Linked DNA regions of Homo sapiens: region 1 is linked to region 2. Evidence: read pairs that join two places in POLR2A ChIA-PET (ENCODE). Cell type or tissue: Panc1. All regions are shown on one strand.

Region 1 (4,000 bases), 150 kb before region 2:
GGGGAGCTGGGGTGGGGGGGGGGTACTGTGTGACAGTCCCCAGAGCCTCAGCATGACCAGCACAGGGAACGCCACCGAGGGAGGCACGAGCATGAGCTCTTGCTACTGGTACAACAGCCGCGCTGGAGAGGACAGTGCCCGGATGAGTACCCCCCCCGGCCCACACTGGCACCCAGCGCCCGGCAGCCTGGGGACGCCTCAAGCCTGGGTTACTCTGCTCCCCCTGCAATGGCCTGAACAAACACATTCCTGAAGCCCCGCCTTCTCAACACAGGGTGGGCACACACCATGTATCAGAGTGAGGCGTGGCCACCCCGAGCCTCCTGTCCAGTACAAGAGCTCAGAGCAAACGATAACCACCACCCATTCATTCTCCACACGCCCTCTGATGAAAGGGCACCAAGGATTGTGGTTTTCATTTTACTGTCAAGCAAGGCTGGAAAATCCAAGGATGAAATGACTTAGTCAAGGTCCTAGATCAATTTAGTATTAGAGTTAAGAGAACACAGTTCAAACTGCGAAATCAGAAGTCAGGCACATAAAGATACTATCTTTAAAAGTAACACTGTTCATATGTCAGGAATGCTTGCCAGCACTCAATATTTCTGGCACCTCTGAGTCCAGAATAAGAAAAAATGTCTGGGTAGTGTTTTTGGAATGAGCCAAATGGTATTTGCTCAATACTTTGATAACAGTTCTTTGTTTCTCATAATAGGGCTTTCTTTAAAAAAAATTTTTTTTAATCCACCAGGTCGTTCCTAGCCTCAGAAGCATGACCAAACATTTCCTGAAGTGCGCCCACATCTTAAATATCAAAGTTATTTGCAAATGCTCCGGTTTACTACTGGTTTGAAACTGGGATTTCTTTCTCTTTTCTAGAACGCCTGGCGCCCAGACAGGAGGGCAGATGGGCAGTGGTGTGCAGCAGCATGCCTGACCCCATGGAACATGCCTTCCAGGCAACTCCCGAGCCAGGAGTGGGAGACGCCACAGTGCTGTTTTTGGACAAGTTTTATTGCCATACTCCCAGACAACCTCACTTCTCTTTCACCGAAGATGGCCTCACCTGGGAATCTTCAAAAGAAACAACAACAAGGAGGACACAAATATATCCAAAGCAAATGTAAATTTTTCAAAGCCTGCAAATTATGCTGCCTTATTGATTGAAATCATGACCTAAACTCTTTCGGAGCTGAGCTAAGGACAAGCATTAGATTAAGCATCATAATGACCCTGCACTCTACACAGGAGGCACGCTTGCAACAGCTCAGACTGTTTTGCTGTCTTGTGGGTGAATTAGATACAAAAGCAAATATTGAAAACACCCATGGCCTACTCCTGACTAGCAATTCTCCCTCCTCACAAAGGACAACTGCCTTGTCACTGTCCTCCTCCAGAGTTGTGACCATTCCTCAGCAACAGTGTGGGTCACTTATATGCCAGTGAAAAGCGAAGATCAGCCTCTTCTGTCTTTCCACACTCAACTCAAGGGAGAGATTGTTCTTCTTTGCATTGCCTTTCTAACACTTTTTACTTTCTAGATAAGAGAAGCAGCAGGCAGGTCAGAGTGCCTTATGGAGCACCCAGGGCAAGTGGGTGCCCTGAGCTTCGCCGGCAAGCGGTGTTCCAGGAACTGGTGCGCTCGCCACTTCAGCTGCACGCAGGTGTTGGGAAAGCCGACTGCTTTTGCTGCTGTTCTCTTTATCAAGTTTGTCACAGCACATAGACAAGAAGTCTCCAACGCACATGTGATAAAGAATTAAAATCACAGAGAATGCAAACTCATCCATCAGTATTTAAAACCTGAAGTGGATGACTAAGGGACGATGGCCCTCCAAAAGCTGGAGCCAGCTGAGCTGGAGACGGGAAGGGCAAACTGCTTCATGGGCACCCTCCACTCTGGGGGAAGGATAAGCACCTCCCTTACGCTACAGAATCGACAGAGGGCACCCAGCAGGAAGGGCATGAGGGCTCCCGGCATCTGAGCTTGGGTGCGTCTCCTTCCTTCAGTCCCTGCTCTGCAGTTCAGCAAAAGCTTCTTGCCGATGTTCCCACCCCACTAATGCCCAGGACAGCAGGACCAAGGTGGGCTGCACACACAGCCCCCACACTGGGCACTTTAAAAGCCCTAGGACACTGGCTCTGCTATGCCAGGTTGTGCTTGTGGCTGTGCCAGGCAGTGAGGAGTTAAATAGAAACTGATCCCAATACCCTCGTAGCAAGAGGACGAGGCTGTAAGAAGCCGTGATTTGGGGAAGTGCCTTCCTGCACTTTCCTCCAGCACTTGGTCTCCACCAGGATGACATATTTGACCCTCACCCCCAGAGCAGGGCCCTGGCTCTGGTTTAAACCCAGAGATCCCCTGTGTTTCCTTTCTGTTTTGTGGTGTTCTAAGCACCCCAGGCGATACTCAGGTAGATAACCAATGCTAAGAACTGCTCGGAAGAAAAGGGGGAACATTTCCATTTTATGAAATCATAGTAGGGGCAAATATAGCTTTTGCTCCATATAATTATTTTCATAGTTAAACCTGTCCAAAAGGCATCTACAGCCATACCCTAATTATTTTTTGCAATATAGATGTTTCTTAAAATTTTTAAATCTAATATATTTGAACTATAAAGTGTACTAAATAAGTTCATCAATTATAAGAACTTTATAGTATATTCTAACATAGACAATCACTTTTACAACATAAACTTTGACCTTATTTAACTAGGAAAATAAAAGAATGTTGGAAAATATTCAAATACAGAAGTATATAAAATAAAAAGCAAATACCTCCCTCACTCCCCCTCCCAAAATCACCTCCTTGAGGTAACCAGAGTTAAGTTTGGTTATTGTTCCAGCTTTTCTCTATGTGTGTATAAATTCACATACTCTAATCTACAAAACTGGATTTCTAAAAATTCAAATGTATCATGGCATTGCTGAGAATTTTAAAACACCTAAATAAATGGAGAGACAGTCCATGTTCATGGATTAGAGCACTCAGTACTGATATGATGGCAATATCCCTCAAACTTATCTAAAGATTCAATGTAGTCTCAATCAAAATCCCACCAGGCATTTTGTAGAAATTGACAAGCTGACCCTAAAATGTAATGGAAATGCAATGGCCTAGTAAACAATCTTGAAAAAGAACAAAGTTGGCGGACTTAAATTTCCCAATTTTAAAACTTACCATGAAGCTCCAGTAATCAAGACAGTGTAGTAATGGCCTAAGGATAGGCATAGATCAATGGAATGCAATTCAGAGTCCAAAAATAAATCCTTGCATTTATAGTCAACTGATTTTTGACAAAGGTGCCAAAATTATGCAATGGGGAAAGAACTGTCTTTTCAACAAATGGTGCTGAGACAACTGGATAACCACATACAAAAGAATGAAACAGACTCCCACCTAACTCCATACATGACACTAAGTCAATCAAAATAGATCAAAGGCCTAAATGTAAAAGTGAAAAAACACAAAACTTCTACAAGCAAACATAAGAGAAAATCTTTGCAACCTTGGGTTATATACAACACCAAAAGCATGCTCTATATAAGAAAAAAAATGCAAAATCACACTTCATCAAAATTAACAACTTTTTAGTTTCAAAAGACTCTATTAAGAAAACAAAATGGAGAGTTGCAGATTGGAAGAAAATATTTAAAAATCCTATGTCTAATGAAGGACTTGTATCAAAATATATTTTAAAAACTCTTAACGTTCCATCAACAAGAAAACAACCGAATATAAAAATGGGGAAAAGTTCTGAAGTTCACCAAAGAAGATACATGAACGGCCAATAAGCCCATTAAGAGATGCTCAACATCATTAGTCGTCAAGGAAATCCAAGTCAAATCTGTAAGGAGACCCCACTTTACACCCACAAGAACAGCTGTTATCAGACAACAGCAGTGTTGGTGTGGAAGTGGAGAAACTGGAATGCTCATACACTGCTGCTGGGAATGCAAAATGGTGAGCTACTCTAGGAAGATAGTCTGATAGTTT
Region 2 (4,000 bases):
ATATAGCCTAGATCACATACATCCATGGTGCCACACTCACGCTACGGGGTAATGAATAAGAGCCCTTGAAGTGCTGCTCTGAAGCCTCGTGACCCACAGATCCGTAACACTGAGATTCTTCTGAAAAGCAAAATGTAGAAGGAGGCATTGAAGAATAACATGCACCTCGTCCCTGCAGACCCACACACCCCTAGAGCAGGACAGTGGTTACCCCTGAAGACAGAGAAGGCTACGGGCCTGGGAGATGGAAGCAGAGGGCTTCAAAGTTCTATTGTAGAGTTTTCTTTACTAAAAAGGAAGAAAAAGTTCTGGGCAAGTCAGGCAACATGTTAAGATTTGGTAAGATGAGAGGTAGCTGTTTGGGGATTGGTACTAGTGCTCTCCATGCTGTTCTGTATTCTTAAAATAGTTTATATCTTTTTTTTTTTTTTAAAGGAGCTAGGAGGAAGTGACTGCAAATGAGCAGAAGGATCTTTCAGGGGGTGGAAATGCTCTGAAATTAGATTGTGGTGATGATTGCACAATTCCGTAAATTTTCTTTTTGTTGCTGTTGTTTCTTTCTTTCTTTTTTTAATAGAGACTAGGTCTCGCTACGTTGCCAAGGCTATGGTGAGCCAAGATCACACCACTGCACTCCAGCCTGGGTGACAGAGTAAGATCCTGTCAGAAAGAAAGAAAGGAAGAAGGAAGGGAGGGAGGGAGGGAAGGAAGGAAGGAAGGAAGGAAGGAAGGAAGGAAGGAAGGAAGGAAGGAAGGAAGGAAAAAGAAAAGAAAAAATAAAAACTGAACTCACATGAGAACCACAGCCCACAAGAGGCAGGTCTGGACTTGTGGTCTAACCCTAACCAGACTGACTGCTAGCAAAACAAAAAGATCATTGTTGTCCAGAGGATTTTAGTAGAATCCAGAGTCTTATTAAATAATATTCAAAATGTCCATGATACAACCCAAAAGTACTCAAACAGCAACAAAGAAAACCTTGAGAACTTGTAAGAGAAAAGATAACTAATAGATGCCAACTCCGAGATAATCCCAATGCTGAAATGATCACACGGAGCATTAAAACAGCTGTTAGAGGCCGGGCGCGGGGGCTCACGCCTGTAATCCCAGCACTTTTGGAGGCCGAGGCGGGTGGATCACGAGGTCAGGAGTTCGAGACCATCCTGGCTAACATGGTGAAACCTCGTCTCTACTAAAAATACAACAACAACAAAAATAAATCAATAAAAATAAAATTAGCTGGGCATGGTGGCGGGTGCCTGTAGTCCCAGCTACTTGGGAGGCTGAGGCAGGAAAATGGTGTGAACCTGGGAGGCGGAGCTTGCAGTGAGCCAAGATCGTGCCACTGCACTCCAGCCTGGACAACAGAGCGAGACTCCGTCTCAAAAAATATATATACAATAAATAAATAAATTAATTAATTAATTAAATAAAGGCTGGTGGAGGGAGTGAAGGGGAGGGGCTAGGGACCGTGGGGCTTCCCAGAGCCGTGACCTTGCTATGGGGGGACCCAGACCTCCATTCCGGGGACTCACTCAGCACTCATCTTACTATCCCCCATCTGATGTGCCTGTTGCACAAGGCTGGAAGTCAGAGGCTGTGCACGTTTTTCTTTGTGGAGACAAGTGAGTAATTGGTGCGTTTAGTGTAAAAATATCAGGTGTGGCTGCACGGAGTGAAAAATCACAGGCTCCACGGAGCCGGGAGGCCTGCTGCCCTGCCCTCTTGCTTTGATGAGGAAATGGCGACCGCAGAAGGAAATGTAGCAGCACCGGCAACCGGCATCCGTGGGGCCACGCCGGGCTGCTTCCCAGGGCCCTCCAGCCAAGCAGCCACAGGAAAGAGTAGATGTTGATCCCAAGCTAGGACTGAGGAGTCCGTCCCTAAGAGCCGAGGGAGTCAGGTGGGCGAAACTGGCCGCATGTCTGGGTACAACTGCTCAGGGTTTCTCATCTGCTGAATCACCAAGCTAGGTTCTGAAGCCAGGCGTGAGTGAGCAGGACTGGAGCAGGATTCTGGGAACAATCTTTTCCCTCCAGTCAGCCCAGAAATTCCATTTGCAGTCACTTTCACTTATGTATTCCAGAAAACTACCTGCTGTCATCAGGGGTTGGTTGGTTGAGCCTTTCCCTGTGCTTGCCTGGCAGACCTGCGTGCTCTGAGGCTGCCCGACCCTGAGCTCCAGAACAGACCATCGAGTTCAGGAGACAAGCATGTCAGCCATGACACAAGGCAGATGAGAGGGACCCCCAGCGTCCACACGTGGAGGCAGCGGGGGCAGCCGGTGAGCATAGATGGGGAAGGAGATTCAGAGCCTGAGGGCTGCTCTCCTGCCCTCCCATCCTGGACACTGGCCTGGGCCCCCCAGCTTCCCTTCGCCCAGCTTCCACCCCCATAACACACAACCCCAGAGCTTGGGAAGGAGGTCTCTCTGTGACAGGTGGGATTCTGGAAGTTTCCACGGAGGAGACCCCATAGGAGCAGGGTTTGAAGGTCAAGAAAGATGCTAAGGATGGAGAGGGCCAGTGGGGAGAGGGTGGTTCCAGGCTCACTTCACAGAGGTGCTTGGGGAGCTGCAATATTTTGGCAGCACCAAGGGAAGAGTCAGGTCAGTGAGGTTCATAAGGGATGAGAAAGGAGTCTAACCAGCCCTGGAGACCCCTGGGGTCTGGCCCCACAGGGAGATGTCCAAGTGGCAGAAAGTCCCTTCCTGCCTGGAGAGCACCCCCACGAGGACCCTGGGGCCACCCGGGAACCGCTGCTCCCTCCCAGTCACTCACCACACTTCCCTCTCCCGCCCACCCTCCAACCTGCCTGCAAATTCCCCTGCAACCCAACTCTGGTCTCCTCCCAACCCTGCCCCCACGTAGGCCTTTTTTTTTCTTTTTCACTTCTTCCCCCCAGTGACTTCCTTCTGCAGTGTTGATTCAGCTCCCTTTGAAGGCGGGTGAGACCTTTTGCAGGCTGGGGGCAGGGGCGGGGGCGGAGAAGAGGGCTGCAGGCAGGGCTGGCAGAGGGGAGGAGGTGACACACACTCCCTGGAGGCGAGTGGGGAGGGCTCGGGGCAGGAAATGGAGTTGGGTGCCCCAGGTGGGGTGCTCCAACGAGCTCTTTCTCATGGGATCCCCCACAGATCCATACAAACAGGCTGACCATCAGGGCTGGTCCCAGGCCACCAGGCTGGGTGCAATGCAGAAATGGAGATCTGCCCCGGGGAAGGCAGGTGAGTGTAGGAAGGAGGGAGGGCTGCGAGAAGCTGGGGGCAGCCTCCATCCCCCTGTGGCCTGGGTGGGCCTGTGCCCCCCCAACCCCCCGACGCAGCTTCCCACACTGGGAGCACAGTTCCTCCCTCCTCTGCCTTCCTCTGCGTGGTGTGGCTCCTCCTTGAGGGAGAGAGCTGAGGAGGTGGCATTCTTGCTTCCCTGACTCACCCAAAGGAAGATTTCACAGCCCCTGGCAAGGGCTGCCAGACAGGCTCACCTGTCACCCCCTGTCCAGGGACAGACTGACCGGTAGCCTTGGCTGGGTGGGGAGTTATGCTGGGAAGTCTTCCAGGCCCCCTGGGGGTGGGAAGATGCTCAATGTTCAAAGGAGATGGAACGAGGAAAACAGTTAAGCAACGATGGACTCCAGGGGGAAAACCGGAGAAGAAGAAACTGTAATTCCAGTCCGTCCACATGGCCCAGCAGTGAACGACAATTGCATGGTCAGAGAGAGCAAAAGCACCACGCCGACTGAAAGCAGCTCGAATGTGGTGGGGCAGTGGGAGATAATGCCCTCATCTACCAAAACAAGATCTGCCACCTTCGCAGACCACTAAACCTCATTCCTCCACCCACCTCCCCACCCCCATGAAGGCCAACTGACCAGAGAGCAGGGCTCCCGAGGGTCGGGTCGGGTCGGGTCGGGTTGGGTCGGGTGGGTGCCTCTTACCCTAACTGAGGCTCTGCCCTGGACTCGGAGTCCACTTGCTGTCAAAGCATGCCACTCTTCTTTCTGA

What was found. ChIA-PET counts read pairs that join two places held together with the same protein. Peaks named below come from ENCODE experiments on the same cell type or tissue, not always from the same donor. Only the 100,000 strongest peaks of a DNase experiment are listed, where the experiment ranks them.
Region 1: POLR2A ChIA-PET joins it to region 2 with 9 read pairs; 7 of 35 experiments call an interaction of 5 or more read pairs at or near these places.

Annotation. Positions count from the first base shown.
Region 1 is chr21:44,779,359-44,783,358 of GRCh38, forward strand. All of the region lies in intron 3 of UBE2G2 (ubiquitin conjugating enzyme E2 G2), which reads right to left. Among named protein-coding and RNA genes, the nearest start is that of UBE2G2, 20 kb to the right of the region's middle. In Panc1, no CTCF peak of the experiment used is centred here; no DNase peak of the experiment used is centred here; H3K27ac peaks cover 239 bases.
Region 2 is chr21:44,924,721-44,928,720 of GRCh38, forward strand. ITGB2-AS1 (ITGB2 antisense RNA 1) reads left to right here. Exons shown (of 3, transcript NR_038316.1): 2 at 2,148-2,284; 3 at 3,134-4,000. It also overlaps a transcript of ITGB2 not described here. Among named protein-coding and RNA genes, the nearest start is that of ITGB2-AS1, 5.7 kb to the left of the region's middle. RefSeq lists enhancers at 1,288-2,177, 2,178-3,065, 2,410-3,609. In Panc1, no CTCF peak of the experiment used is centred here; no DNase peak of the experiment used is centred here; H3K4me3 peaks cover 1,083 bases; H3K27ac peaks cover 1,774 bases.